Regions from separate parts of the Homo sapiens genome. Here all the other regions are linked to region 3. Evidence: chromatin loops called from intact Hi-C (ENCODE). Cell type or tissue: A673. All regions are shown on one strand. Each heading gives the region's core, and the rest is flanking DNA. Links, peaks and the distances in the headings are about the cores only.

The links. Hi-C counts contacts between places; a loop is a spot of excess contacts. Peaks named below come from ENCODE experiments on the same cell type or tissue, not always from the same donor. Only the 100,000 strongest peaks of a DNase experiment are listed, where the experiment ranks them.
Region 1: it touches region 3 in a loop (2.8-fold over the local background); 2 of 110 quality-filtered maps call a loop at or near these places.
Region 2: it touches region 3 in a loop (8-fold over the local background); 108 of 110 quality-filtered maps call a loop at or near these places.

The regions. Positions count from the first base shown.
Region 1 is chr10:116,886,517-116,897,270 of GRCh38, reverse strand. It overlaps SHTN1 (shootin 1), which reads left to right. Exons shown (of 17, transcript NM_001127211.3): 17 at 10,705-10,754. It also overlaps a transcript of ENO4 not described here. Among named protein-coding and RNA genes, the nearest start is that of ENO4, 42 kb to the right of the region's middle. In A673, for the core only: no CTCF peak of the experiment used is centred there; DNase peaks (open chromatin) are centred at 3,920, 5,860 and 8,560; H3K4me3 peaks cover 554 bases; H3K27ac peaks cover 1,668 bases.
Region 2 is chr10:117,168,821-117,179,574 of GRCh38, reverse strand. MIR3663HG (MIR3663 host gene) reads left to right here and starts at 10,520. Exons shown (of 3, transcript NR_121651.1): 1 at 10,520-10,715. RefSeq lists an enhancer at 4,277-4,456. In A673, for the core only: CTCF peaks have their summits at 3,435 (motif pointing right) and 4,522 (motif pointing right); DNase peaks (open chromatin) are centred at 3,464 and 4,564; H3K4me3 peaks cover 2,012 bases; H3K27ac peaks cover 1,428 bases.
Region 3 is chr10:116,791,181-116,801,934 of GRCh38, reverse strand. It overlaps a transcript of HSPA12A not described here. Among named protein-coding and RNA genes, the nearest start is that of MIR9851, 31 kb to the left of the region's middle. In A673, for the core only: a CTCF peak has its summit at 4,839 (motif pointing left); a DNase peak (open chromatin) is centred at 4,794.

The DNA of each region.
Region 1 (10,754 bases), core at 1,077-9,076, 96 kb before region 3:
AATTTTTAAAATACATCCTCAGGACTTACAAGTCCAAATCAAAATAACTGTTATCTTTTAGAGTAGTACTCTTAGGGGCCAACATACCCATTGCAGCCCTTCACTGTTGCCCCAAATGCATTTAGACCTTTTTACATTAGAAGTACCTGATCACAGGCCAGGCATGGTGGCTTACGCCTATAATCCCAGCAATCCCAGCACTTTGGGAGGCTGAGGCAGGCAGATCACTTGAGGTCAGGAGTCCAAGACCAGCCGGGCCAACATGGCAAAACCCTATCTCTACTAAAAATACAAAAATTAGTTGGGTGTGGTGGCACATGCCTGTAATCCTAGCTACTTAGGAGGCTGAGGCAGGAGAATTGCTTGAACCCAGGAGGTGGAGGTTGCAGTGAGCCCAGATTGTGCCACTGCACTCCCAGCCTGGGCCACAGAGTGAGACTCTTAACTCAAAAAAAAAAAAAAAAAAAAAGTACCTGATCACAGAGAAAATAAATTGGGCAGTCTTTCCCACCTGTTTATTTCGGGGTGGAGAAAATGGGTGAGAAGATGAGACGACTGCTTCGGAGCCGCTCTGCTGGTCCTCTAAGAGAATAGTGTCAGTAATTCATTTTGATCAAAAGATGACGTGACCCATTTTAATCACCACTATATTCAACATATGTTTCCAAATGACTTTAGCTTTTGAAAGTGGATTCAATTTTTGGACATAGCTATCAGTTCGCCACCATTGCAGATGTATGTATTTTTTTAATGTGACATAGACACTTGATATGCCTGCCAATCACATTTACCAAAGAGTGTCGTGCAGTACAGTCAAGCCGAAGCTGGTTGGGGCCTAGCCTTCCTTCTTTCACCCCAGCTAGGTTGACTAGTCCCACATTTACACATTCTGGGATGTTGAGTAATGAGTAGCTAGGAAATTAATGTTTCTGAAACATAAGTCAAGCAATAAATAAGAAAACCCAGTATACATCAGTGTGGGTGAAATTGCCTTCCATTTTAATCCTATGTGAGATACCTGAAACATGTTAACTCTATTATCAACAGAATGCATAAATCTGATGTTCTTGGTTGATATAGGTATAATAAAGGAAAAAAGCATTTTCGGGGGAAATGCCAAGAAACTTCCATTCTGTGTGTGTGTTTTAATACTTCTATTACTCTTTATCAGTATATATTCACAATAAAATAATATCCATCTAAGAGGAAATGTGCTGAAATCATAGTAGGCAGGATGTATATGTTAGCTATAGATGGAGGCTATCGGTAATGGAACCAGCTTCCAGTTTGGGGATTGAGGGTTTTGGAATTTGCTTCTGTGTTGTTGTTACTGTATTTCACTAATATTAAGCAAGGTGCTTTTGTTTATTATTTTAATTCTCCCAAACCTATAGATTGGACATTATCCCAATTTTACAGGTGAGAAAACTGAGGCTCAGTGAGGTAAACAACTTGCCCAAAATTACACTTCTAACTGACATTTAGATCAAATTGCACTTGAACGTTTTAAACTTTATTTCCAATGCCAGTGCTTTTTGAACTATGGTGTACTGCGTTTAGTGTCTTAAGAGCTTAAGGAAGGAGAAAGAAAAGAATGACCATAAGATTCCTTCTATAGGAGGTAATGATTCTGCAGTTAAGTTGCTTCATTGACCCTAAGATACTCACATCCTGTTCCTTAGACCCTGCATACTCATAGGTAGTTTCATGTCTTCCTTTTCTCATTCTGTAAGGCTAACCTAAGCAATTTAAAGATCTCTTGTCAAGGGAGGAAAGTGTTACCCAGTAAAACAGAGTTCTGAAAAGGGAGCCTATCTGAATTAGCAAAAAGTCTTAAAGAATAATTGGAAAGAAATTATTTCAATTTTTTTCATGCCAAATGTCCAATAAAGGGCTGTGCTTCAAAATAAATTTTAGAAATTAGCCTGTCAGAATACCAGCCTTAAGCTACTTTAGTCGTCAGCATAAGTTCTATTTGCACATTTTTTATTTTATTGAACATTTTAACCATGCTGAGAAATAGTTTTTTCCCAGAAGTCAAATACCTTGAAAATTTCTGACCGTAATCATTGGATTAGAAAGATGCTTTTACTAAATGATAATATGATAATACAAAGGTGAATCACTCTCTGTGAATCTAGTTGAAAAACATACATTCTAAAGCACCAAATACATTTTATTATTGTATCCACTTTATTCTATGCCTTTTTAAGAGAGCTTCATGTTTGGTCAATTACTGGTTAACACCTTTGAGTTTGTGTTTATCCATTGGTCATTATGATTTAGGACATTTTTATTATAAAGAGAGGCAGGATATGTGGGCCTTCAGTATGGAGAAAGAGGTAAGCAGATCTTAAAATGTGTCTGCATCACAGTCAGGCAGAGGCTTAAGAGTTTCATGTTTTCTTGCCCTCTTGCTTTTCTCCCCTGAAACCATCTTATCTGAAAGTGGCGCTGCTTGTCTGAATTGAGCTTTTTCATCCATATTCACACTTTTTCAATTAATTACTTTCAGGAAGGTGAATATCCTCCTAACAGTTGCAATTAGACAAGGTAGTCAGCCTCAAAGATGATTTTTCATTTTATCTAGTTACTTCTTTAAAACCTTACTTCAAAAGGGAGAAGCCCTTCGAAAGGGAACTCCTGTTCCATTTCAACAGTGTGGTTTGCAGTGCTTTCATAGCTGTGTCGTCTTGGTCATTCTCAAAGATCCTTTTAAGCCACAATTAATTGCCAGAGATTCTTCAAGTTAACATTTTTCTAATTTATCATGCTTCTCTTCACCCCAGGGTCCCCTCAAAACTGTAAGCTTTATCAAGCTCTTTTCAATTTCCTTTTTAACTGCCAGACAGGCAGTTTGCTTTTTCGTTTGGGGGAGTCAAAAGAGGTTACATGCTGCCCTAGAAGAATTTAAAAAACAAAAACCCATGTGGCAATTATAAGACTTCAATTTCAATAGAAAATGTTCATTTCCAGTGAAACCATTTTTATTTTAATTTGCATTTAATTTCTATGTCTGTGGTATCTCTAAATACATGTGACTTTTGGCCCCACACAAATTTATTTTTGTAAGAGTTCATCTTGTTTGGGCCATTAATGAAACCAAAGGGTAGTTGACAAAAGATAAATTTTAGATGTTTCTTGGTTGGTGTGACCAGTCAAACATTTCCATGAAAGAAAAAAAATCTAATTGCCTTTCAGGTTTTGAATTAAAAGTAAGATTGATTTTTATCATTGTTTGACCTCTAACTGGTCTCTTCATTCAGTATTTCTGATGTGAAACTAATGTAGAAAAATGAAATAGGAAAGTACTGCTTTTTAATTTACTGGAGCTGGAGAATCTGAGCTATTTTATTTTATTTTGTTTACTTTCTCTAATCCTATGAAAGATTATGAGCTTTTGAAATACATTAGCAAATAAAAATTGAGATTCTTAACTTACTTTAGGGAAACTTGGCATAAAATTATTCTCTCAAACTAATTATCTCAGCTGGAAATTAATTTAGTTGGCCATATAACCATTCCTTAAGAGAGGTTTGGGGTCATGTTTTGTTCAAATGGAGACTAGGGAAGTTCTTTTAGTCCTGGGATGGAAAGGAGTGGATTTTGTTCCTGATAGATACTCCCACCCCCACCATTTCCTCATAACCTCCGCTTCTCCGCTTTCTTTCTCGTGTGTGTGTGTGTGTGTGTGCACATGAGTGCCTATCAGGGAGGGGGAGGGAAGGCGCCTTCCCTGTACTTAGTAAACATTTGTTTCTGAGAAGAGACTACCAGCTAGCAGAATGAACTGCATGGACGTTACTGCTTAATCTGATGCTCTTATACAATTAAAGGATTTGCTCTGCTCTCAACTGTAATCTTAGTACTGCTGAATTGTGTACTGACACTGCAGGAAACAGCTCTGTTCAGCAAAGCGCTGCTACAAAGGTTCTCCATGTGCGCCTGTACATGGACAATTAAGTTTTAACAACAAAATTAGCAGAACAACTGGATGTTCTGGAAGTTGAGATCCCTTCACTTCATTTTTTTTCCTTCCCCCGCTGCCAAGGAGTTATCCTGTGGACTGCCCGAAAGATCCGCCTGTCAGGATTGTCTTACAAGTGTTCTGAGTTGCTGTGCAAACAGCAACTTCCTCCAGATTAATTGTTGAGGATGTATTACACCTAGTGTAAAAATGACTGTTAAACTGCTGTTGAGTAAATCTCAAAATTACTGTTAAAATGCTGCTGAGTAATTCTCAATTCTCTCAGAGAATTAATTGCCTTCTAACATTTGCTTCCAGTTGCAAGCACCTATGATTTTTAAGAGACTTTGTATAAAATATACCATTTCTGCATAGAGAACCAAATTGCTTTCGGTACATTGTAGTTTTCTTAGCCATTTTTCAATAGTCTACACAGTGTTTATGTTTCCTTTTATTTGTGTATAGTGGAGTAGAGGGGAGGTTTTTTTATTCAAATAGAAGAAGCTAAAACTCAAATGCAATGTCAGATCTCAGAATAAACTGACCCAATTTCTGAAACCCAATAAACACATTTCATTTGTAATATTCTTTATTATATAGCTCTATGAAAAGTAATTTGTGACTTTCGATCTTAAAAGAGAGTTTTAAAAATACACAGTAAATTGAAAGAAAAACTACTACATTTAAAACAGTATTTTCCTGAAAACATAGAATGAAAATGCAAGTATTTTGTGCATGGCAGCTGTTTTTAAGGAACCAATGTTATATATGGTGAATTTTGTGGAAGACTATGTCTCTTAAAATATTTCTTATAAATAACATGGCTTTTAATAGCTGGAATCTGAGTGGATTTTCCATGATGACTTAATGTTGTGCAGAATTATAAAAAGCTAAAAAACGAAGCTTAAGAAAATGATCACCCACATTTCAGAATCTTTGGCCGAGCTGAAATCGTAGTTCACGCATTGTCAGTGTTGCTTTTGCTGTGAGAATAGTCCGGTTTCCTGAACCTCCTTGTGCCAGTGTATTTTAGATTCTGTAAATGTGTGCAGTCCAGCCTGCACTAGAGGAATAAGATAATATCCTACAAGGTACAAGCTACAAGGCTCCCTAGCATTGCATTGTGGTCCGGGAGGTAAGCCGTGTACTGGGATGCCTGTGCTGCAGTCACTCAGCTAAAGAAAATATTGCTGAGCATAGACATAGATCTTTGCCCAGCCATTGTTACCTATGTTAAAAAGGAATTCTTGTTCATGTTGAGAGCAAATCAGCATCTAGAGGCTGATGTCAGATTTTCAAACATAGTAGTATTCTGTTGTTTAACAATGTAAATAATTAAATCTACTTTTTCCACAAATAGAAGTGGACCCAAATTGACAAACTTAATACGTTCTTTGAGCTAAAATGAAGTTTTGAAAAAGTACCCAAAACAAAAAGAATTGAGCTTTGTTCTGCCTTTATTATATTTTAAAATAATGCTAGAATCGGTAGTAATATAGAAAGTTTCACCTTAGGTTTGAAACTTTATTTTGTGAAGTTTTGGACAAGTGTATTAAAAATTTGTGAAGTTTTGGACAAGTGTATTAAAATCTCCTGAAAAATAGGGTTTCCAAAAGAAACAATCAAAACTACCTCTGCTGTAATGCCACTACTGTTCACTGCAGTAACTGTATAAAGGGCTTGGAAAAAAATAAGAATCCTTATTTTTACACCAGAGAAAATATAAAAGGAACTTCCTCTTTGGAGTTTGTCCAGGAAACGACTTTATAAAGACAAATTTAAATCTTTCTGTTTTCTGTCCTTGAAGGCGGTAAATATGGTTGCGGTTTTATCCATTTTTATTGTAAATGAAACAGAGTTCAGACCGTCCGGCTGTGCGTCATTTGTTGGATGGCTGCCACAGACTAATGCAGACATCCCACTGGGAGACCAGAGAAGAACTATACTTTGATTCACCAGATTGTGTTAAATAGTCCAGCTGTTGCGATTTGAAAGATAGTTACCTCAGAAGTGAAATAGAAATGAACTTGGCATTTATGCCTCAAACCATTTTTATACTGTTTGGCAATCAGCTTTTCAGAGGTAGCATTTTATAAAATAACTCTCACCGCTTAAAAGTTCATTCACTGTAATGTTCAAAATGTCCCACCTTTATATTATCAGTAAAATTAAGCTTGAGTGATATGCAGAATTTGCATGAAATAAGCATTTCCCCCTTCATTTCATGAGCTTTGATTGTATTCAATTGAGCTCAGAACCACGTCTATTAGGGCTCTTTTGGGCATTAGTTAATTTGAATTGCAGCCGAAATGTTAGCTAGAATGTTGTTGAATATAGTTGGAACGTGGAAAGTTGATTTTGAAAGGAATTTCATTGAATGCAAACGATGTCCTTTTTAAAAATTAGAATGCTGCATTTTCATCTCTTGTAACACAGTCTGAGAAATCACTGAGTCCTGTAAAGTTCAGCGTTGGCATGGCCATTGCCATTGTTCTGATTCTTCTGGTACCAGTATGGTTTGGAGTCAGGTCTTTCCTTTTACTAGTAAGTTGCCCCACCTGCTCAGGCCCCACGTTTGGGCTCTCTTGCAGTAGGGGCACAATAGCTGCTTTCTAAAAGGTCACCCAAGTTTTACTTGGGCACCAGGCTTCATAGAGTGGCATAACTTGGTATATTTCTCGTAGCTTTTATTTTGCTTTTTGGTTTTTGGTTTTGTCTTGAAATAGCCTTTGAGCACATAGTCTAATATGACCCGTGAAAAATATCTATATGAATGGATCATAAATGACAACCAGTATGTTGTGGTAAGAAAAAATTATTGGACAGGAAATCAGGATTCCACTAGTTTAGTCCTGTGTCTGCTGTTAACAAGTTGTATGCTGATTTAACCTCACTGTTCCTTGGACACTTCATCTGACAACTGAAAAGGTTAGACTAGCTCACCATGGTGATCCCTGTCAGCCCAAGCATCCCATGATTTTAGTTTTAATTTATAAGTGATACTTGTAAAATTTAAGTTTTACTTGCAGATTTTGTGGCATGCAGGAGACAGGCTGCCATCACTTTTTAGAAGTACAGACTTTTAATTCCTTATTGTGGTCTTAGTCCTTAGAGGTTGCATTAAAGTAGAAAAAAAAATTGAACAGAATGACAGTATATTACAATTCCCATTGAAGTGTTGCATTTGAGCTTCTGGGATTTCTACCTTGGGGAGAAGCTTCATATTTAACCCTCTAGAACCTGCCACCATGACTACTAGAGTGAGAACTTGGGTTCTTGGCACCATCACTGATGCGGCTCTGTGGCTCTTCCCATACGATAGGAATGAAGGTAGAATGAGGCCTAGGAGAAAGAAAGGACTCTCATTCCAGAAGGAGTCTTGGGCAGCTGCCCGTGGGAGCCAAGAGTGGACCTAGTGATGTCAAGCCAGGAGGAGCTACAAACCACAGGGGAAAAATTAAAACTAAGGGATAGCTTGAAGGGATAGACTTTATTTACAGATCTGGAAGATGGAGATGGAAACGGATTCGGAAAGAATGAAATCAGTAAACATGCCAAAAACTAGCCTGTAGCCTCCTGTTTCTAGGAGAAGATGCCTTTGAGAAACAGCATGCTGTCATGGAAAAGGCAGAAACAGGGAGACAGGAGCTTCTGACTCTTGTTCTGACTCTGCCACTGATGAGCTGTGTGGTTTCGGGCCAGTTCCTTCCCCTCTTCATGCCCCATCATCCTCATCTGTAAAAGGACAGGTCAGACTAGACGATTGCCCTAGTCCCTTTCCACCTTCCACTGGGATTCTAAGGCAGTGGTCATTATCCTTGAGAAACCAGTCACTCTCCCTCCATGCCTAGATTCAGAAAATGCCCACTGCGCCTAGTTCAGTGATAACAAAGGGGTTCTCAAATTGTAGCCTATAAGTGACTTAATAATAGATTAATCTGCAGTCAAGAAGCTTGCTTCAGGACAGGGAGATCGTTCTTTGGACTGAGACAATTCCAGGACAATTTCAGCCTGACAATACTAGGTTTATGAGTTTTCAGTTCAATCAACATCCATGTATTGCTGCTGTGGAGCCCAGAGAGCACTTCCTGGAAATTTTTAGCCCTGAGCTGATGAAGAAAGCTTTTTCTAGGATCTGTGCACCACCCCTTCACCTACAGACACACACGAGCATGGAAACATCCATGGTAGTTCTACAGAAGTGATGAAGGTTAGTATGGGTTGATGGAAGTTGCTCACCTAGAATGAGAGAAATACTACCTCCTTTGCATGCTGAAAGCAGTTTGACTGGCTTACATAAGAGTGGGCCCAGGCCCAAGATGGTGAAACCTTCGTACTGGTGACTCAATCTGCAGACTTGGATGGGACTTTCCCTGGAACCTTAGCTGGGCTGCAGCTTTATTTCCTAGAATCTCCTCACCTGTTTGTTTTCAGTTTAGAGTTGCCGACAGATAAATCTGCATGAGATTTAGAAGGTGGAAGTGAAGTAGTTGTCTTAAAAAAATTTTTTTTAACCCTCGGAAGGTCCGTGTAGGGCAGGCTCTGTTATAGCTTGTGCATGACATTCCTGATGTGCTGACTCACCTAACTGGCATGTGGCAGTGACTGGCCCACAGTTTCTCCAGCTCCCCACATCTCCTCCTCCAGCTTTTCCAAATCCTGGGGCAGGTGCATGTGCAGCTCCTTGGGGAAGGCTCCTGCTTATTCTGCAGATTGTCTTGCATCATCAAGATTGGTGCTTGTGAGAGAGAGATAGGTGCAGCTCTAGTTTGTCCCCAGTCTCTGTCACTTTACAGCCGCCTTCCCTCCCAACTGTCAGAACAGCTGACTGCAGGCCCAGTGTCAGACGCAGAAGCAGCAGATTTACACAGACGGCATGACTAGTGCCTCTCATTCCCTAAGGTCTGATTCCTCTGATCAATCCTTAATATTACTCATAGTTGTTCTGCTTCTCCCATCACAGGCTTTTAAATATTGTGTGGGTCAGAGAGAGTCAAAACAGGTACCACTGGAGAAACTACACCCCATTCTGATTCCCAAAGCATAGCGGCAGATGTCTGGAGAAGTAGTTCCTTGGCCAAGGTAGATGGACAATGTCATGGTGCCATAATCAGGCAAAAATAAAGGAATCTGTCCTCACTACAGCACAGCCTGTCCCCAGGCTCCTGATTATTTTTGTTTTTACCACCTCCAAGGAAGACATAGTGTTTGTCACTTAGGATGATGACCGAGCCACACATAGGTAATATAACCCAGTAGCCAGAGGGAGTGGTTTTTAAACATTTGGACAGATCTTACAGTACTGGTCAGAAAGTGAAAAAAGCAGTGTGGTCTTTGGGTTTGAGGTTTTGTGCCCGTGACCGGGTCATGCAGGTTACTTTTGCTCAGTAGTTGATCATTTGTTCTGTTGTTTTTGTTGCAAGAGAGACATCCAGACCTACTCACACCCAAACCTTGATTTCTCCCCCTTCATTCTGAACCCTTCAGTTTATTAGTATTTGCCCATTCGTTTAGTCCACAAATGCATCTGTGCTAGGTGCTGGGGATAGAATTGTGAGTAAAGCTAAACAGTCCCTGCCTCGTGGATGTTTACATGCTATTGGAAGAGACAGACAGGAAACAATTGTGGTAAGTCCAACAAGGGAGAGGTATTAGGTGGTAAAAGAGTGTCTCCTGCCAGCTCTGACCTGCTGAAGGGGTCAGAGAATAGTAGAAACCAACTCCTGGTGAGGGGCTGGTAGAGCAGTGGGCAGGCACTGGCTGGCAGCTCACTGGCACCTGGCGGAACACCAAGAGGTGGGATGGTGGTGTGCCGGGTCATGGTTAACAGCCAGTTCTCAGGGACAAAAAGGCCTGATCCTAGCATTTTCCAAAAAGACCAGAAAAGTCCGAAAGCCCCAGCCCTGCCTGCTGCAGCTGCCTCCACCTTCAGGCCGCAGCTCAGCAGCCTGAACCTTCGGGTGTTTCAGAGATATCTGTTCCCATAATGAAATCCTCACCCATTCAGCCTGAGAAGCCATAGCTTCTTGCAGCAGAAGAGACGAGAGAAGGAGTCTGTGGAAAACTGCCTCTGAAATTCCATAAGAAATTTCTCAAGAAACCTGATTCTCCTTTTAGAAACATTAATGGTAACTTAGCATTTTAGCTTCTACTCTGGCTCTCTCTCCGCCCTTGGTCCTACCACCACCCCCTCCTGAAGTCTGACCAGGTCTCCTCTAGTTGGTAATGGCAGCAGTCAGCATGCCTCTCACCTGTCCATCAGTGATGAGGGGTGATTACTCCCCTTGTCCCTGCAGGCTCCTCAGCACTACCCTGCAACCAGCCATACCCAGGGACACACAGGAGGGAAGGGAGTTAACTGGCTCCATCCAGCTAAGTGAGGGCGGGTGGGGGTCTGGGCAGCAGGCTGTGAGAAGTTCACAGTTTGTCCATGAGCTTTACGCTTCCTGAGAAGAGAATGCAATTAAGCAGGTAGGTGCATTTGGCTTTTTAACACTTCTGTAGTTAATCGCTCTTTCTCTGCCTTCTTTCTTCTGGCCTTGTGCTCCTAGTATCAGCTGTGTAATCTGATAGCTTCATTTTTTCTTTTAAATGGCTGGCATCTCAAAGACTACTATATGCATGTTGATTAGACTTAGAACATTTTGGGTTTTATGTTAGTCTGAATCCAGAATATCAGAGACAACTATTTTCTCTCTCTGCTTTTTACTTTTTTTGTCTAACTCTTCATCTCATAGGCCTCCCAGTAGCATTGGATGCAGGAAAAAATACATTGACGGTGAAAAAC
Region 2 (10,754 bases), core at 1,143-9,142, 380 kb before region 3:
TCTGAGATCACATCAGGGAGGCAGCCAGCTGCTCCTGACACTGAGCAAGTCTGCACACAAGCGCTTCCCTTCGACCCTGCAGAAGAGGCCCCGTAGACCAGTTAGTTGCGTCTGAAAAGGAAACATGGAGTCTCATTGAAATCTCTGAACAGCTTAGATTCATTCTTCTCTGAAATCTGAATTTTTAATAGAAAGTTCCAGCCATTCAGAAGGTGAGCAGAGGCCCAAACACTGCAAGAACACATCTCCTGCTGGCGATTTCTCCAGCCTGCTGTCCATTTCTGAGAATGTTCCGCGAGGTGAATAATTTATGCCACTTATTGATTCATGGTCCTTAAAAGGCTGAGGTTAAAGGAGACTGAAGGTTTCCACTGAGTGGGAGCCCAGCTTCCCTGAAGGCATTTCTTGCAGATGCTTGGCTGCTCCACACTTGGGCGTGGGGGATCGCTAACTAAAAATATCCCACAGTACAAAGTCTTTTGTATGAAGATCATGAATGTCTTTGATAAAATGTAAATATGTCGGAGAAAAGGTAAATTAAGCATTTAAATTACAGCTAAGAAACCTCATTGGGAGTTGGGGGGAAGATGACCGTCCCCAATCCTTTAATCCTTGCCTGTAAGAGAATGATACGGCCACACCCTCTGCCATGTGACTGCAGTGCTGCCTGATAGAGCTGGTGAGTATTGTACACCCAGAAAATCTGAGACAGGTCTCAGTTAATTTGGAAAGTTAAAATAAGGTTGAGGGTGCGCCCGTGACAGTCTCAGGAAGTCCTGATGACATGTGCCCAAGGTGGTTGGGACACAACTTGGTTTTATACATTTTAGGGAGATATGAGACATCAATCAATACATGTAAGAAGTACATTGGTTCAGTCTGGAAAGGCAGGACAATTGGAAACAAAGGCAGGAAGACCTGAAGCAGGAAGGAGGCTTCCAGGTCATAGGTAGATGAGAGAAAATGGTGGCATTCTTTTGAATTTCTGATGAGCCTTTCCAAAGGAGGCAATCAGATATGCATCTATCTCAGTGAGCAGAGGGATAACTTTGAATAGAATGGGAGGCAGGTGTGCCCTAAGCAGTTTCCAGCTTGAGTTTTTCTTTTAGCTTAGTGATTTTGGGGTCCCAAGATACTTTTCTTTCACAGTATTAACATGGCCTCTCCATTAAAATTTGGTTTGGTCACGTGACTTGTTTTAGCCAGTGAAATAGCCGTGATGGCAGCCAAGGTTTTGAATGTGTTTGCATGGATTGGTTTAGCCCCTCGGGCTTCTGTTATGCACCATAAGAAGAGCATTTTCTGGGAGCTGTTGTTCCTAGACACCTGGTGCCCAGAGGCCCCAGGAACCCCATCTGAAGCAAAGCCAAACCAGCCAGCCCACAAACCTGTGGCAGATACCAGAGAATCAACAAGGAGGTGTGATGTGGTTTGGATGTTTGTCCCTCTCAAGTCTCATGTTGATGTGATTCTCAATCCCTTATGAATGGTTTAGCACCGTCCCTTCGATGATGAGGGAGTTCTCGCTGTTAGTCCACATGAGATCTGGTTGTTTAAAACTGGTGGGGCCTCCTCCGTCATTCTCTTGCTTCCACTTTTTCCATGTGATACACATAACCCCCCTTTGCCTTCCACCATAATTGGAGGCTTCCCAACGCCCTCCCCAGAAGCAGATGCCAGCACCATGCCTCCCATACATTCTGCAGATCCAAGAGCCAATTAAACCTCTTTTCTTTCTAAGTTACCCAGCCTCGGGTATTCTTAATAGCAACACAAGAATGGCCTAATTCAAGGTGTTAGGAATTGGCATATCCTGGAGGACACTGTCATCCATCCCCTCTTAATGACCCTTCACTCTAAAGAGCACTTTCAGCCGGGCAAGGTGGCTTATGCTTCTAATCCCAGCACTTTGGGAGGCTGATCACTTGAGCTCAGGAGTTCAAGACCAGCCTGGCCAACATGGCAAGACCCCGTCTCAACTAAAAATACAAAAAAGATAGCTGGGCATGGTGGTGGCGTGTGCCTGTAGTCCCAGCTACTCAGGAGGCTGAGGTGGGAGGATCACTTGAGCCCAGGGGCAGAGGCTGCAGTGAGCCGAGATGGTGCCACTGGACTCCAGCCTGGAGAGAACTCCTATATGACCCAGAAATTCCGCTCCTAGATACATACCCACAAGAATTGAGAACAGGAACTCAAATACTTGTATATGAATGTTCATAGCAGTATTGTTCACAATTGCCAAAAAGTAGAAACAACCCAAATGTCTATCAGTGGACGAATGGAAAAACAAAATGTGGAATATACACGTAACAGAATATTATTCAACCATAAAAAGGAATGAAGTATTGTTACATGTCACGATGTGTATGAACCTCAAAAGCCTTATGTTAAGTGAAAGAAACAAACACAAATGGACAGAAAGTATATGTATTTCTATTACATACCCAAAATAGGTAAACCCATACAGACAGAAAGCAAATTGGTGTCTGCCAGGTGCATGAAGTATTGGGAATGGGGTCTACCTGCATCCTGGGTACAGGGTTTTATTCTGGAGTGACAAAAAATATTTGGCCGGGCATGGTGGCTCACGTCTGTAATCCCAGCACTTTGGGAGACAGAAACAGGCGGATCACCTGAGGTTGAGATTTCGAGACCAGCCTGACCAACATGGAGAAACCCCGTCTCTAATAAAAATACAAAAAAATTAGCCGGGCGTGGTGGCATGCGCCTATAATCCCAGCTACTCGGGAGGCTGAGGCAGGAGAATTGCTTGAACCTGGGAGGCAGAGGTTGTGGAGAGCTGAGATCATGCCACTGCACTCCAGCCTGGGCAACAAGAGCGAAACTCTTTCTCAAAAGATACATATATCTATATTTTGGACCTAGATAGAGGTGATGGTTTACGTAACATAGTCAATGTACTAAATGCCACTGAATTATTCACTTAAAACGGTTAATTTTGTGTTATGTAAACTTTACTTCAATAAAAACAAAAGAGAAAAGATTATGTCCATACAAATGGGGTGTTTAATAACCAGAAATACCATATGGACTTAGTGTCATCTCCTCTATCAATGAATCCGCTCTGGAGTAGGAGCATACTAGGTCTCAGAAGCTTGCAAATTTTATTCTTTTTTTTTTAACCGCCTCACTCCGCTCCCAAGAAGCTTGCAAATTTTAATCTGAGTTAATTTGCAAGTGGATTTGGGTAATCTGGCTCTAGATCCACTTAGAGGGTGCCTGTAAATAACTGTCTTGAGGGCAGGGGAAAGGCATTATGGCATCAAGCAGATAAAGCCTCTGATCTAGTTACAGTTCCTTCCAGGGATGAATAAAGCTTTGGGGACATTATCCAACCGCTTTATAAACCCAAGTTTATAAGGCCTGAACCCTCAAGCCCTTGAATTCCTTGTCACCACCTACAAATTTAGATGAGTTGCCGCAAGGGGGCAGTGGTGTCCAGGCGATGACCTCCCATGTTGCGCAAATTCGTAGAAATACTGAGTTTCAGATTCTCGAGTTTCTCTCGTTGAAAGCGGTAGCAATTATCCCCAGTCCACTTAACAAGCCAACAGCCATTTAGAAAATATGTATGTATATTAAAGAAAATACTGGATCTGGAAAAAGATCTTTCGAAAACATCATGTCCAACCAGGGTTATTATACAGAAACTGGGTTGAGAGAGGGCAGTAATTGGCCCAGAGCCACGGAGCCAGGCCTGGAACCCAGGTCTCGTATATTCACGTCCCATGCTCTCGGTGCTGCAGCCTCCTGCTCCCCTGAGCCTTTCTCCGGCGTTCAGCACAAGCCATGCCTGCGTGGTGACATGAGCACCTGTCTTTGTTGTTCCTACAGCACAGTTCCCGTCCCATTTCACCGCTGCCTCCAAATTCCCACCCCAGCTGCGCCACGTCTCTCAAGCAGAGCTGGCGATCCGAGAGCAGTGACTGGGGACGAGTGTCCACGCGGGGCTGACGAACTGTCAAAGCCGCCACCATCTGTCAAGACCTATGAGGACGCACACAGCACGGGCAGGCGGGCAGGAGAAGTGGCGGACGCAGTCGGCCACCCAGCATCAGCTCCGGAGGCGCGCTGCTTCACCTGGTGACCTGTCCCCGGCCTACGGGTCTCCAGGAAGCACTCCAGTCCCTGCCAGATGCTAGCGGGAAGGCAGGAGGGGGCGCCGTCCCAGCACCCCGGAAGCTGCCAATCTGCTTGCGGGGCTGAGACCGATCTAGGAAAGGGTAAGCAAAGATGCACGCGCCTGGGCGGCACGCAGCGGATTTCCAAGTCGTCTGCACAGATCATTGACCCCGCAGGACACGTGCGCATGTTGGCAGGGCCGACTCCGGAGGAATTCCAACTCTTCTGAATCTGCCACCTTGCAGAGGGGACAGCTGACCCTTCGCCCCATCTCTGAAAGGGCCAAGGATCTTTCCTCTCATTGCTTCCTACTGAATGCCCAGGATGCCTCGGTGTTGCCTACCTTCCGCAAAATCCTCAGGGCTGGATCGTTTTCGGAAACTGCCACCAGAGGGAGCTCCAACAATAGAGCTGGATTTTGCTTCCTCCCAGCTCATAAAGGAAGTCGGGGGCGGGGGAAATGCTGTTCTCTGCCACCAGCAGGTGCAAAGATCAGTTTAAAACGCCCAAGATTGTAACTTCACTACTAATTCGTGAAAAGCATATGGTGGAATAATGCTGGATCTGCAGAGTGACAGAATAGCTGTCCTCCACCGTGAGTTTCCCTCATTTCAGACTCAAATACTTCAGACCCAAATGATCTCCAAATCAGAACTCCTGCCTCTGCATTCAGTCTGTAGTGTTCTCTCCAGAGGACTGAATCCTAGCACCCTCGCTCCCCTCCCCTCCTCTGCCAGGCTTTACAGCCTCCGGAACTGCCCTTTCAACCAGAACAGAGCCCAGACTGTCACCTCGAACATCAGAGGAGTCCCAGCCCCATTCCTGAGTGCCCCTCTTCCCCCAGCTGCCCTGTGAACAGTGATAAGAGCTGTGACTGTGTTCTCCAGGCACTGAAATTAAAGTCAGAACCACTCCGGCTATAGATTCCATGTGCCGCTTCTTACTGCAGACCCTCATCTCGGTTTGGGATGGGGATGTGGGCAGTGTGTTTTGCTGCCAGGATGAAGTGGTTCAATTCTCCTAGAAGGAGATGCAGCAGTCACGTCCAAAAGCATGACAAAGCCCACCTAAGATGACCTGTATCTTAGAATAGTCTGAATTCATGAGGCTTCCGTCCTCATGTGAATATGTCACTAGCACTTGTTCCTTCTTCTGGGGGTATACTCAGCCAGCAATTTCCTTCTTTAAGTTTGGAGACAGTTGTAAAGAGGGGAGAACCCTTGGGCTCATGGGCCTTTAGTTTTCATGCAAAATCTAAGACCTCACCTAGTGGGGGAGGCAGAGAGAATTGGCCCTGACTTTCAGGTTTGGGGGTTCAGCACAGATCACTGTTGTGGGATCCAGACATTCCTGCACCCAGGAGATGTGCAAGGACAAGCATGAGAAAAACTGCATCTGGCCAGGCACAGTGGCTCACGCCTGTAATCCCAGCACTGTGGGAGGCCAAGGCAGGTGGATCACCTGATGTCAGGAGTTCAAGACCAGCCTGGCCAACATGGTGAAACCCCGTCTCCACTAAAAATACAAAAATTAGCCAAGCATAGTAGCACATGTTTGTAATCCCAGCTACTCAGAGGTTGAGGCAGCAGAATTGCTTGAACCTGGTGGAGGTTGCAGTGAGCCGAGATCGCACCACTGCACTCCAGCCTAAGCAACAGAGCCTTGGGGGAGAAAAAAAAGAAAAACAATGTATCTGAGGCGTGCGTGACTACTGGGTAACGGCAGCCATTCCTGGGGATGTCTGGAAAGGCTTCAGAGGGCAGGCAGACCTGAGTTCCTCCTGCCCTCTACCAAGAGATGACTGCAGCCTCCAGCCTGGCCTGCACTGGCAGGCACCTTCAAGAGGGACGACAGGACCAACAGGGAGCTGCTGCTGTCCCCCAGGCCTCCCCTGCTCAGGTCTCATTTGCCATTCATGACTTGTAGCTGAGATGGGTGGAAGGCGCCCTCTGAGGCATCTGGGTTCAAAACTCTGAATGAAGAGAGCACTTGCATTCTCTTTCTTCTCATGCATGGTCAAAAATGCAGACTCTGTCCAAGATGGTGCACACTCAGGGTTTTGGTTCAGGGATGATCAAGCCCCTTCATCAGTGATTTTCATCCTCATGTCAGCTAGTGCCTCCTCTGAAATGGCCTAGAGCCTTCATGCCATTGCCTCTGCCTTCCCCAGCATCCCCATTTCACAGGGCAGCTTGAGGAAGAGGGGCAATGAGGAACAGGGCTGAGACTCCTCTGATGTTTGTGGTGACAGTCTGGCTCGGTTCTAGTTGGAAGGGCAGTTCCTGAGGCTGTTAGTTCCAGACCAGCCTGGCCAACATGGCAAAACCCCGTTTCTACTAAAAATATAAAAAGTAGCCGGGTGTGGGGGTGCACACCTGTAATCCCAGCTACTCAGGAGGCTGAGGCAGGAGAACTGCTTGAACCCAGGAAGCAGAGATTGCAGTGAGCCAAGATAGCGCCACTGCACTCCAGCCTGGGGACAGAGTGAGACTCCGAAAATAAAAATAAAAATAAAAATGTGCACATTCTGTTATTCATGTGTGCATTTTAAAAAAAATGGCCTTATCAAGGATGAGGGTTTTGGCATTTGTGCAAAGCCTGAGGTTTTAGGAAAATGTCGTTGATGAACTGACGCTGGCAAGACTCTCCATTTACAGTAACCTGTGACTAGAAATGTCTCACGTTGGGAGAAAAATGAGGAATCCGGGAGAATAAGTGTCATGGTGGGTTTATGTGGGGCATTTTCTTCTTTGTCCAACACCTCAGATCTGCAACCAAACCAGCAAAAGCTAGTACGTCTCAGGAAAAACTTCTGCTTGTTACCGAGCTTCCTGGAAAATTGCATTTGGAGAGCTATGAAGGCTTGGCTGTGAGTAATTTGTTTTTTAAATAGCTCTGTTAGTTGGTCCACATTGTGTTTTTCATTCCACCAGAGCCGAAGGTGGTGTTTCTTTTGTTTATGGTATTAGTGTTATATTATTGGTGATCTCATTGTTCTTGTTTGTGACATGTTTACCTCAGTAGGACAGTTATTGTAGGAGGGAAGTCGGGAGCCAGTCTACCCACCAAACCTGCAGAACTAAAGAAAAAGACTCCAATCTGTCCCGCAGGGTGCATATTACTCCTTTCTTGGATTGTTAAATTCTAATTATAGGCTGTTGATCCCCATTAGAACCATTTGTAAGCCTAAACACTGTTGTGCAGCATCTTTTGCCAATAGGTGTGTTTCATTCCAATCGTTGTATAAAACATAACATTCGTGCTTTTGGGGGACTACAACAGGTTAGTGTTCTCTGGCAAAGTTGGACAAGAAATAGTCAAAATATGACTCAAAACTAAGATAGTGCAAACAAAAGTACACTTTGCCTTGATGTTTATTTATTAGGGATTTCTGAAACCCTAGGACACTAGAGCTCACCTTTCAGATCTCAGACCTCAGATGCCACATCGTCAAGGAAGCTCTCCTGGACTGCCCACTTCCACATTCCTGGGACAGCAGAGATCTCCCCCAGCCCTGCCTGGCACTTGACACAGTGGATCATTTCACAGGACTGGGGGATTAGTTAACTGTCTTTCCACTAGATGGAAAGTTTCAGAGGAATCCTGTCGGGATTACCGATGCCTAGTATGATGCTTAGCACACAGTAGGCATTTAATAAATGTGTTGTGTAGTGCCTGTGTACTGTTTTATTTGGGAATCTTCAGAAGGTAAGAAAAGCAAATGGATACATTCATAATAAGTATGAGATGTGGAGAGCAAGCAAGTCCGTAGATTATAAGACGTAAGCAAAATTCATAGTATGTGTTAAGTAGAAGAGGGGATGAATAAGATGGAGCTGTGAGACTCAGGAAGAACTCACAGAATTCACATGGATAATGAGTAAATCAATAACCTGTGGGAGATGTTGAAGACAGATACAATAAGTGGAACATATAATAGAACAAACCAGAGTGCTATGGACCAATAGAGAGACATTAAAAGACCAAGTTGTAAGATACATTCATGCTACATCAGGGCTGACAGCTATCTGATTCCCAAAATCAGCCACTCATCCATCGGTGACACCCATTATGGTCCCAGTTGTGTTCTGCCCAAGAAGCACAGATAAACAGAGAGAGCTGTTCAGGAGGCTAATGGATGCTCCTGCTGTGGCCAGGAGAACTTGCCCCTGGCTCTCCAATAGCAAAAGCGTGTATCGTTGCCTCGGGCACCTTCTTTCTGTTGGGTCCCTTCACTCATCCTCAATTATGGTCCTTGTAACCACATCATTAAGAAAGAAAGTTAATATGGGTGGGAGGGATATGGGTGGGAGGCAATATGTGAACATTGCATATTAAATGGCCCAGGATTCAGGAAGGGGACTTCCCACCTGCTTCTGTGGTATATGTGTTAACCTACCCCATCTCTTTCCTCTTGCTTCTCATTGTGTGTTTAAAATTTATTCAACAATCTGTATGATTCAAGTATCTTAACTAGATCTTTCTATTGTATTACCTCCAGAATAGTTTGCCTGGTAGCGCAATAGTTTGCCTGGAGATTAATTTCCTATACAACATATTGAAATAGTGCATTGTGAATTGGCTACTATGACTGCTGATTAGGGTGAGGGTTAGGGTTAAACCAGTTTCTGAATCTAGCTACTCCCCCCTACCATAAAAACCACTTGCATTCAACAATTAGCCATTGCATTAAGTGCTAAAGATACAATGATGAGAAAACAGCCATGATTCCTGCCCTCATGAAGTTTAGAACAGAAGAAAGACTATCTGGTAATCACACAAATAAGTAACAAATAAATCTAACGTTTTAACCAGTGATAAACCCTCTGAAGAGAAAGTGCACTGAGGTCCTCTGAGAGCATATGCCAGGGGAATTTGACCCATTCAGAGAGGGTTAATTAAGCTAAGGGAAAAGGCATAAATGTCTCAGGCAGAAGGAATTGGCTATGCAAAGGCCACGTGATGGGATGATGTCATCAACCATTCTTTCAGCAGACAGCACTGACCCCGTGTGCCCAGCCGCATGCTAGAGGCAGGAATACAGGGGAGAAAGACCAGCACTGCCCCCAAGAAAAGCCCACGATGACTGTCGGACCTAGGAGGATCCTTGGAGAACCTGAAAAGGTTTCACATTGCATGGAGGATAAGACTAGAGCCTTATAAGATAAGACATCACTGAGAGTTCAGTTGTTAATCCTGGGAGGGGTGAACTCATGAATGATCACTGGGTGTGGTGGTGCATCCCTGGCTCTAGTCTTACCCTCCATGCAACGTGAAAACTTCTGATGCCCCAACTCAAACCTAATTTTCAAGCCTTCGTTAGCTAAAATCTCACCGAAGTCCAGCTTTAGGAGAAATAACAGATACTATTCCCTGGCTTATGCCAAACTCTTTACATGCATTGTTTTGTTTTTTTATCTTTGTAACAACCATGTGAGATTGCACTAAACTGACACTCAGAGAGAAGGTAAGTCATGCCCCCGAGTCATTCAGCTAATAAGTGAAAAGAAAAAAAAAAATCAAGATCCAAACCCAGGTCATTCTGGCCCTAGAGCTGAAACTCAGTGAAAACCAAGCTCTAGCCAGGAATTGTGGTTAAAATAAAGCTTCAGCCAGCTGGATACTCCAGGGTGTTTAGGAATGTGAAGTTTGTGGGTATATCTTGGTATTGTGGTTGTGTTGATGCTATTGTAGTTTTGGTAATGTGGTCATCTCTTGACAGTACATGCTGAAATGCTTGCAGATTAAGTGTGGCAAGGTCCAGGTTTTACTTCCAAATAATCTGTGTGAATAGGGGAAGCAGTGTGTGTGTAGGTTTTGACAGCTGGGGAGGCAGAGTCCGTGGGAAGGAGGGGAGGAAATAGATTGACCATAAAATAGATTTGCCTTCGTTATTTGGAGGTTGGGGACAGGTGCATGGGAGTTCACTATAATATTCTCTTTTCTTTCCTATATGTTGGAAATTTTCCATAAAATGTTTTTTTCCAAAACAAGTTAAGTTCTGGGTTATGTTTTGATGGCCTACTCCTTCATCTCCAAATCCCATAGACTTTCACAATTATATTTGCCCCCGTAATTGGAAGTTGTATGGGGCTGTTTCAAAAATCTGAGTCATCAAAGATGTAATTGACTTCCTACCGCCGGATTAGCAGGCAAAAATGTACCCGATACTTTCTCTACCGGCGCTGTGTTGGGCTCTGGGCTGAAACCCAGTCTCTCACAGGCCCTCGGAACAGCCCCACCAGTTAAGATCCATCCCTGACTTCCAACTCTGTAACTAGGGACAAGTTAATTGACTCCTCTTAGCCCTTAGTGTCCTCATCAATTATTACGTGGTAATAACCCCTCAGAGAGTCGCCGGGAGAATTAGCTCGGCGCGGTGCATGGGGCTAGAACTCAGGGCCCAGCAGGTCTGACAATGCAGGTTTCCCCGCTCGCCTGTTGGGTTTTTGAAACGCCCTCAGCGGGGTTTTCCTCCTAATTCTGGTTTGGAGGAGCCATCTCTCTCCATCCCGTCTGCCAGCGGGGTTTGCTTCACACACAGACGTGGGCAGATGGCATCGGGGACACAGGTGTGACTGCCGAGAAGGTTGCGGCGCATTGGCGGTTCG
Region 3 (10,754 bases), core at 1,777-9,776:
AGCCATTGGTTGTACACTTTCTGGACACAAAAAAGGGTATACTTGGTGTACCCTTCACCCAGCGTCCCCCAGAGATGGCTTCCCACCTAACCACAGGACAAAGATCAAAGCCAGGAGATTGCCTTTGGTACAATACTATTAAGTAAGCTTTATTTGGATTTTGCCAGATTTTACATGCGCTTTTTTTTTTCTTTTGGTGAATAGTTCTATGATATTTTATGACGTGTATAAATTTGCCACAAAGCTATTAAACTTACCACGTATTAGGTTTGAGTATAATAAATATGCTTTTTTTCTTTCTCTGTGCAATTTATTTTTGTGGTTGTTGGGTCCTTCTGAGCTATTGCGCTCGTGGGAATGCTTGAATTTAGATCCAGTGCAAGGCAGCTGTTCGTTTTTTCAGTGTGAGGTGACCAGATGCTAGGAACTCCCTTTCTCCAACTTCCCTGTGAACCCCCTCGGGATGGGGGCTCTTAACACTCAGGACAATCTCCTGCCCTTGGCAAGCATCAGGTTTCTGTTGCTGATTAAAATGAAAACCCAAAGGTGAGCTTTCAGTTTGCAGCGTGATTGGTTGTTTACACCTGAAAACCTCCGATGGATGTGCCATGAAAACTTTATGGGAAATTAATCATTGAGAAGTAAAACACACCATCTCTTTTCATTTAAAAAAGGAAGAAAATTAATGTGAGTGCCTGTGCTGCCTATGTATTTTTACCGAGTCCATTCCCTTAGAATCCAGCCATTATGCACATGTTTGTTCTGGATGAAAGGCCCAGCATTAGACCGGAAATAGGATGTGTTGAAATCAATTTAGTGTCAACCACATCAAGCCTTTCTAAAATTGTAGGTTTTACAGAACTTTAACACATAGCTCATTTATTTGGTAGAATTTAACTGTGATTCACATCCCTCTGCAGCAGACAAAAAGACAGAGAATCAGAGCAAATTGCAGGCGGACAGAGTTCTGAGCAAGGAAATGTGATTTTCGAAGCCCTTCTGCTCTGTCGCCCCTGCCCCCAGCACCCCCGGCTGCAGTTCTGTGCATCAGGAGAGAAATGAGAATTTTTCAAGGCTTCAAGGCTGCAACTTTAGATGACTTTCTTGCTGTTTGCATTCCGATGAGTCTTCCTCAGAGTTTGCATTTGAATGGAGAAGGGGTTAGTATAGACTTGAGACCTGTCAGGTGACAGACATTACTGCTGGGCTCAGGCTACCCTGGACTGTGGGACAAGGTACCAAGCACTCTGTAAAGGACCCCATTTTTTCCAGCCAAGAATCCATCGCGGAGATGGAGTGCAAGGGATTTTTGAGTTTCGTGGTATCTACTGGCATCTGAATGAAAAACAGAGACTCCCAGTGAGCGCAGCAGGGGTTGTGGCAAAGCTTGCCGGGTAGCTCCTGGCTCCCTCTCCCCACAAAGGCTCAGTTCCCACTGGTGGGTGCCCAGGTTTCGGGGAGAGCTGAGACCCCTGCTCTCAGGACACAGTGGGGTCTAGGAGCAGGGGATGACTGAAGAATCCACCCAGTCTAACCCTTTCATGGTAGGCACCTGTGACTTGCTGGCACCCCCACCCCCTCACCAAGCCTCTGTGAGCTTCCCCATGATGGAGCCAGCCAGGGGTGAGGGTCATCAGCTCTCAGAACTGGGGGTAAGTTGGGGGAGAGGCTGGGGCCACCACAGAAGGCTTTTATTTCTCACTAAGGCCAACTTGGTGCTAAGGGAATGAACTTGGCTGGTACCGAAGCTAGAGCCATCCATAGCTTTCACCTGAACCCTGTATTGGCAAGAAGCCAGTTGCCCATGGTATCAGCTTGTTCATCTCTCATTTTCTGGGAGAAGCGGGTTTCTAGTTCATCCTTTTCCATGCTGGGTATTAGGAAGGAGAGATGGAATGAGTGTTGGAGGAAATGGGTTTCTTCATTGATACCCTGGAAAAAAACAAACCATGGCGACGAAAATCCTTCACCCACCCACTTTTTCATTCACCTGCTAGAATGTAAATGGCACATAGGGAGAGGTTTTTGTCTGTTCTGTTCACTGCTGTATTATTACCAGCATCTGGAACAGGGCCTGGCCTATGAGTTCTCACTAAATCTTTCTGAATGAAGGGGAGTGGGTTGCTCACTAAGCACGCGCTGAGCACCTACCTGGTGTGAAGCACTTGGAGACAGCCCTGCACCCTCCTTCATGGAGTCTTGAGGAGAGATAGACCAGCAAGTGGCTGTCACTGCAGGTGAGGCACAGGGCCGGTGTGGGCTTAGCAGGCCACCTCTGGAGGCCAGGGCAGCATGCTTTGAGATTTCCAAAAGCTAGGAGGTTTAATAACGTTCTCTATTAGGAGCTTGTAGTTCCCTTTCCATGGCACCAGGCCTTGTAAGAACAGAGGAATAACCCCATTGTGTCTGTGCGCATGAGTGTGCGTGTGCGTGTGTGTGCACATTTGTGTATGCATATATGTGTGTGCGTGTGTGTGTTTGTTCAGGTCACCCAGCAGTATGTGGGAAGCTGGAATGTGAACCCACGTCTCCTGCCTCCAAATGCAGTATTGACACGCTGTTCAGTAGAAGAAACAAAATAAGCTGTTGAGTAGAAGAAACCAAAGAAGCTGTTTAGTAGATGAAGGAACAGAAGGCCCTGTTTTCAGGGAAAAGCCCTGAACAGGGTGGAAGGTGACCAGAGGAAACTGTCAACTGCTGAGAGCTGTGTACGTGGCTCTGTGAGGGGTAGTGAAGATGGGCCAAGGCTCAGGGCTGGCCAGTTGCCTGAGGATCAGGGCAAAGCCAGTCACATCCATGTCCAGGAGTGGGAGATTCCTTTAATCCTCCGTCAGTGACACAGGTTTCCTGACCAGGCTGTGGGAGTGGTAGTCAGGCCCCCAAGGGTGGCAGGGGGCCCAGTAAGAGTCAGCAGAGCCCTGGGCATCTCGCCAGTGGGCCCTGTCGGCCACTCCCTGACCATGGCCCAGGCTGCGGAGGATGTCTGTGGATGGGTCTGGCTGTGCGGTGCCTTGTCAAGAACTCAAGCAGAAGAAAATGACCATTGGTTCAAGGTCAGTTCACAGGGGGATTAGATTTTATTCCAAGACAATAATTGGAGAAACCGTATGGATTTAGTTCCAGTTCAAAGAGGTGGGCCAATTTGGGAGTGGATTTATTATTTTATTCTTTAGCATAGTCTGCAGTTGAACCAGATCATTGATTTTAATTCAGTTGGGTTTTCAGTTCAACAAATGAATGTAGTCATGAGACCCTCTGACCATCTAGGCCAATGGCTGTCAAACGCTGTGGTTTTGCAGAGGTGGGTCAGGGCCTGAGGGTGTGAGCATGTCGGTCCTTCACCCCCCACCCCATCCCATCCTCTACTTCCTCCTGGGGGCTCCAGTTTTGGGTGCTTTCTCTACCAACTTTTCCGTGTAAGATTTTGTCTGAAGGTGCTATGCTACTGAAACTCACTTGAACATTGCTAATGTGGGCTGTGATCCCAAATGAGAAAAGTGAAGTTATGCGAGGTTAAGTGGCAGACATGTCTGTCTTAGTGGCCAGCAGGGGGGCCAACTTGTCCCTGTTTGCCCAGGGTTCTCCTGGTTTTAAAGCTAAAAGTCTTAAGTCCTGGGAGCTCCCTCCACCCTGGGCAAACCAAGACAGTTGGTTACCTTGGTGGCCGTCTCATCTTAGACGGCTTCCAGAAGGTTGCAGTGGCTGCCTGACTGGGCTCCCTCCTGCCACCCCTGCTCCCTGCCCCACCCCGCCCCACCGCCCCGCCCCTCTACCGTCCACATTGAGGGAAGTCCAGTTCGGGGCCTGATCATGTCATTCCCCTGACAAAAGCCAGCCTGGCTTGGGAGACCCCACGTGATCTGGTCCCAGCCCCTGCCTCTCTCCAGAAATAGTTCTTGTAAGAGCTTCTCTTACATTGAAACTCAGAAGTTCCCATGGCTGTGTTCCCATAGCTGTGTCTTTACCCAAACTGTGCCCTCTGCTGGATATGTCCTTCTGCCTGGCTTCTGGCTAAAGCTGGCTGTCCCCTCTGGTCCTCTGGGAAGCCTTCCCCACCATCAGTCCTTACAGGGGACTGATGGACACCCCTTCCTCAGTGCTTCCGTTTTGTGGCCTGTGTGTTCCTGTTGCACTGCCAAATGCAAGTGGTGTGTTCATGTGTTCATCCCTGCCCCTCACAGAGCCACGTACACAGCTCTCAGCAGTTGACGCCATCCTCTGGTCACCTTCCACCCTGTTGAGGGCTTTTCCCTGGAAACAGGGGCTTCTGTCCCTTCATCTACTAAACAGCTTCTTTGGTTTCTTCTACTCAACAGCTTATTTTGTTTCTTCTACTGAACAGCGTGTCAATACTGCATTTGGAGGCAGGAGACGTGGGTTCACATTCCAGCCTCCCACATACTGCTGGGTGACCTGAGCCAACACACACACTCAAACACATATGCATATACACACATGCACACACATCCACACGAACAGCCCTGTGAGGCTCCTGGAGTAAGCGGGAGCACACATTTGACAAACAATTGTAAGGAACCCAAACATCTGACTGCTGGTCCACAGGTCCTTCTGCCACCCCCTAGTCAGACTGTAAGCCCCCTGGGGTCAAGGACGATGACCCACAACCTAAGAGTCTCAAATGAGGAAGCAGCCTTCAGTGGCAGCCTGTCAGCCCCGTGCACCAGCCAATGAAGTACATAGGATCTACACAGATATGTCCCATATCTATTAGTGTCTCAGGAGCCCCTCTGTTTAGCAAATGACAAGGAACTCAGGCCACTGAGTTCTGGGGCTCCAAAGAGAAACCTGTAGCTCCCCCTGGTGGCTGCAGCAAGTGCGTGCTCTCAGCCAGCTCCTGCGGATGGGAAATGCATCACATCCTGGTGGGGTTCACTTCTGTGGGATTTCTTTGGAGGACCTCAAGAAGAGTTCCCGGGGGCAGCAATAATCATGCAGGGAAAATAAAAACGTTGCAATGGAGGGGGCCCCAAGTAACCCTGCTATACATCTTTGAAGTGGGCGGAAAAATGATATAGTGAGGGTTTGGAAATGACAGATTGCAAATTTTTCTGATGTGAAGAACCTGAAGATATCACTCTTGTCAAATCAGAAAGGTCAGTCACCCTCAGCCTGGGGCTGTCCTTGGGTTGCTTCAGAACCATGTTCCCCATCCAAGGGTGGGGCTGGGCAGAGGGGCTCAGGCTCTGGGAGGCACCCAGAGCTTTGCTCTCAAATCTCTGCCCCGGGGCTCAGCTAGGATGCTGCAGCGGCTACAGCTGGGGGTTTCCCTTTCAGTGTTAAACGCTTTTGCTGTCTTAAACGAAACTTTTGGAGAAGGGACAACTTTCTAACCTCATCAGCCCTGCACTCTGCTCCATGGTCTGGAGGAGTTTGCATTTTGTAGTTTGAGTGGGGATGGGGAGGCAGGAGCAGGCCTGGGGCAGGGACAGCGTGGGGTCCAGAGACCCAGAGCAGCAAGACCCACAGGGCAGGACAGGAAGGCTGTGGAAAGGGAGAGGGGAGCTGCAAAGACCCGAAGACCCGTTGTCTTTACTTTCCTCTTGCCTGCAGGGATTGTCACTGGTCTAGAGTTCATTTTTGGAGTCTTGGATTAGTGTTTCCCAAATTTTGATCATTCAACTATTATTATTATTATAACAGCTAACGTGAACTGAGTTCTTGGTAAGTACCAGATGCTATACAAGTAATATATTCATGAAGTATTATTTTATATTGTGTATAACTTATTTAATTTTCTTCTTTCTTTCTTTTTTTTTTTTTTTTTTTTTGATGGAGTCTTGCTCAGTCACCCAGGCTGGAGTGCAGTGGCGGGATCTTGGCTCACTGTAAGCTCCGCCTCCTGGGTTCACGTCATTCTCCTGCCTCAGCCTCCTGAGTAGCTGGGACTACAGGCACCCACCACCACGCCCGGCTAATTTTTTTTGTATTTTTAGTAGAGGCGAGGTTTCACCATGTTAGCCCGGATGATCTCGATCTCCTGACCTTGTGATCCACCCGCCTCGGCCTCCCAAAGTGCTAGGATTACAGGCATGAGCCACCGCGCCCGGCCTTTAATTTTCATAACAATGCTATGAAGCAGGAAATATTATTTCCATTTTGGAAATGAGAATTTATGTATATAATAATTTATAAATAATAATATATGATATACTTATTTAATATTTTCCTTTGAATTTCATCCTCTTACCAAGTAATTTTATTTACTATAATTTTTTTTTTTTTTTTTTTTTGAGACAGAATCTCACTGTTGCCCATGCTGGAGTGCAGTGGCACGATCTCGGCTCATTGCAACCTCTGCCTCCCGAGTTCAAGCAATTCTCCTGCCCCAGCCTCCTGAGTAGCTGGGATTACAGGCACGTTCCACCACGCCTGGCTAATTTTTGTATTTTTTTTTTTTTAGTAGCGGCAGGTTTCGCTATGTTGGCCAAGCTGGTCTCAAACTTCTAGCCTCAAGTGATCCACCCACCTTGGCCTCCCAAAGAGCTGGGATTACAGGCATGAGCCACCATGCCTGGCCTCTTACTAAGTAATTTTAAAAGGAAATTTTATTTTACTACTATAAATGTAAAACTACATTACCTGTCAAATGTAGGAAAAAGCTATTATTTAAAATCTAGTAAAATAAATATGTGCCCAAGTACACTGAAAATCATCCTCTGTACTATTGGAAGACAGCCTAGCATGTTTGGAGAAATATTGCCTTGGGAATGGAAGGGACCTTTCCTTGCAGGGTGGAAGAAGGCCATGTTGCATTTGGGGGTATGAAGGTGAACTGAGCTCTGTAGAGACCTGGTTACAGAATGTTTGGGTTTATTTTGCTTTTATTTATCCCCCTTCTAAGATGAATACTTACCTCATTAATCTTCAGCCTTTCTATTTTTATTTTTAAAATATATTCACAATTAAGGCTATAAGTTTGTCTCTGCTGCTCAAGTTACATCTTATAAGTTTTGATATAGTATATTTTCTTTTTTGATCAATTCTAATTATTTTTTAAATTCTGATTTTGATTTCTTCTTTGACCAAAGGGTTATTTAAAAATGTATTTCTTAATTCTAAATGTGAACTTAAAAAAACTATTATCTTTTTTTTCTTTTCTTTGGGATGGAATCTTGCTCTGTCACCCAGGCTGGAGTGCAGTGGTGTGATCTCGGCTCACTGCAATCTCCATCTCTGGAGTTCAAGCAATTCTCCTGCCTCAGCCTCCCAAGTAGCTGGGATTACAGGTGCATGGCACCATGCCTAGCTAATTTTTGTATTTTTAATAAAAATGGGGTTTCAGTATGTTGGCCAGGCTGGTCTCGAACTTCTGACCTCAAGTTATCCACCCACCTTGCCTCCCAAAGTGCTGGGATTATAGGTATGATTACACCTCGCCTGGCCAAAACTATTATCTTTTTACTATTGCGTTCTGATGTATGAATTGTGATCAAAGAATGTGATCTGCATGTGTTCAGTCCTTTGAAATTTGTTGGGAGTTGCTTTATGGTCCAATATATAGTCATGTTTGTTAATATTCTGCTTGCTTGCCTTGTAGCCCTTTTCCCACTCTTACTTCCAACCTTTCTATGTCCTTAAGTTTTTGTTGGGATTCTTGTTAATAGCAAAAAGTTGGATTTAAAATAAATCTTATGTGATACTCTTTATCTTTTACCAGGAGCATTTGGTCCCTTTATATTTTTATTTTTATTTATTTATTTTTTTGAGACGGAGTCTTGCTCAGTCACCCAGGAGTCACTGGAGTGCAGTGGCGCGATCTCGGCTCACTGCAAGCTCCACCTCCCGGGTTCACGCCATTCTCCTGCCTCAGCCACCCGAGTATAGCTGGGACTACAGGCGCCCACCACCACGCCTGGCTAATTTTTCTTTAGTATTTTTTAGTAGAGACAGGGTTTCACCATATTAGCCAGGATGATCTTGATCTCCTGACCTTGTGATCCACCCACGTCAGCCTTCCAAAGTGCTGGGATTACAGGCGTGAGCCACCGTGCCCGGCCTGGTCCCTTTATGTTTATTGTAATTATTGATATGTTAGGACTTTATGTGCCATCTCATTTTATGCTTTCTGTTTTTCTTTTTCTCTCCTTTTCTTATTATATTTTCGATTTTTTTTCTCATTTTATATTCCCCCTCTAAGTAGGTTGGAAGTTACATATTCTGTTTCCATTATTTTAGTGATTGTCCTAGAAATTATGATATGAATGTAACGCTTTTACCTTCCTTCTATATAGTACAAGGATCTCAGAACAATTTTATTTCATTCTCCCTCTCTTGATTTGCATGCCATTGTTGTGATGTCTTTTAATTCTGTGGGTTTTTTTTGTTTGTTTGTTGTTTTCAGTGGGGACAGGGTCTTGCTCTGTCACCCAGGTTAGAGAACAGTGGTGTGATCGTGGCTTACTGCAACCTCAAGCTCCCAGGTTCAAGCAGTCCTCCCACCCCACCTTCCTGAATAGCTGGTACTACAGGTGCATACCACTATACCTGGCTAATTCTTGTATCTTTTGTAGAGACAGGGTTTTGTCATGTTGCCTAGGCTGGTCTTAAATTCCTGGGCTCAAGACATTCACCTGCCTCAGCCTCCCAACATGTTGGGATTACAGGCGTGAGCCACTGTGCCCAGTCTGTTTTGTTTTTCTTTAACTCCATAAGGCATTATCATTGTTGTTTTATGCAGTTAATGTTTATTTAGTGTTTTTTATTCCTTTTGCATTTTAGATCTTTAAACTTGGATCCATCCTTTAGAGTTTCCTTTATTGTAGTTTGCTAGTGGAGAATTCTCGTAGTTTTTGTTGTTTTGAAAATGTCTGTATTTCACCTTGTTCTTGAAATGAATTTTCACTGGGCATAGAATTCTAGGTTGACAGTTATTTTTTCTCACAGCACATCAAATGAATCATCCATTCTTCTAACTTCCATTCCTGCCAATAAAAAGTCAGCTGTCAAACTGTTGCTCTGTTGGAGGTTATCTATATTTTCTTTCTGAGTGCATTTAAAATCTTCCCTTTGTCTTTTTAGTCATCAGTTTCAGTATGATGTTTCAGGAATAGATTTTCTTTTTCTTTTCTTTTCTCTTTTCTTTTTCTTTCTTTCTTTCTTTTTCTTTCTTTTCTTTTCTTTTTTGAGACAGGGTCTTACTCTGTCACCCAGGCTGGAGTGCAGTTAGTGGCACGATCTTGGCTCACTGTAGCTTTGACTTCCTGGGTTCAAGCGATCCTTCCACCTCAGCCTCCTGAGTAGCTGGGACCACAGGTGCACACTACCATGCCTGGCTAATTTTTTTTTTTTTTTTTTTTTTTTGTAGATGCAAGGTTTTGCAAAGTTGCCCAGGCTGGTCTTGAACTCCTGAGCTCAAGCAGTCTGCCTGCCTCGGCCTCCCAAAGTGCTGGGATTACGGGCATGTGCTACTGCGCCCAGCTGATTTATTTTTATTTTTTCTTGCTTTGGATTTATTTTGTTTTGAATCCAGGGGTTGATAGTTATCATTAGTTCTGGAAGGTTCTCACCCCCATATATCTTCTTATATTACCTCTGCTTCATCTACTTTCATTTCCTTCTAGAACCTCTCACTCCGAACTCTTTGTCTCTTAACCTCCTTTCACATTTCCCAATTCTTGTTCCTTGATGGATAATTTTTTTTTTTTTTTTTTTTTTGAGACCGAGTTTCATTCTTGTTGCCCATGCTGAACTGGGGCTGGGTTTGGGGTTGTCCCACTCACATGCTTACGTGATCAACGTACATGCATGTACGTGGCTTCCCATGGATTAAAATCATGCATGTAAAGTTCATGAGCATGGTGTCTGAGACCTGAAAGTGTTCAAGAAGTATTTATGGCCATCATTATTATTATATTATTATTATTAATGATATCATTATTACATTCCCAGGAAATTCTGATCTGTTGGGTTAACATTTCCAAGGTGCCAAGCTGTGGGTCTCTTCAAGAGAACAGAGACACCTGGGCAGGATGAATTGGCATCTTTTTGCCCAGCTAATCGATAAGCTTGGAACTTTGTCTGGGACATAGTAGATGCTTGAGAACACCCAAGGCAGGAGTGAAGCCTGTTTACCGAGATGGAAGATTCTGCAGGCAGGGAAACCACATGCCCGTGGAAGAGGAGAGGTGAACTCGGGGGTGCTGGCAGGGGCTGGAGGTGGGAGGTAGTGAATAGGAGATGCCAACCTTTTCTCAACAATTTAGTTGCATCTTAGGGAAAATGGGGGCTGAGGAGGGCCCTATGATGACAACTTGAATTGGGTAAAATTTAAGGATAAGGAATTACTAATTAGTAATAAGGTAGAATTCTTAAGTGTATGAAATGAATAATATGTAGCTAAAAAATAATGATATAGCATTAGGCATTTGAGACATGTGGACTCCAAGCAATTAACCTCTATTCTTCTTCTGAATTGCAATTGCACTAATTGGCTGCTTTACTCTGACGGGGCGATATTAACCTTTCTGCTTTTCTCTAAAGGAGCCAGTATGTTGGGTGGATGTGCTGCTCTGGTTTGGAGGAAAGGTATTTTTCCTGAATAATAACCTATTTGCAATTTTTCTCCCAAATGGTTGCATTGAAAAGGTTCTGTCAGATTTTCTTGATAAAGCTTCATCTATGGAAAAGATGCTTTAAACACATCTGACCTCCTTTGGGAGCAGTTGGGAGAAATGGCCTATCTAGGCTCTTCAAGCTTCAGACATCCTTGTGTTAATAGCTTCTCCTTCATCCAA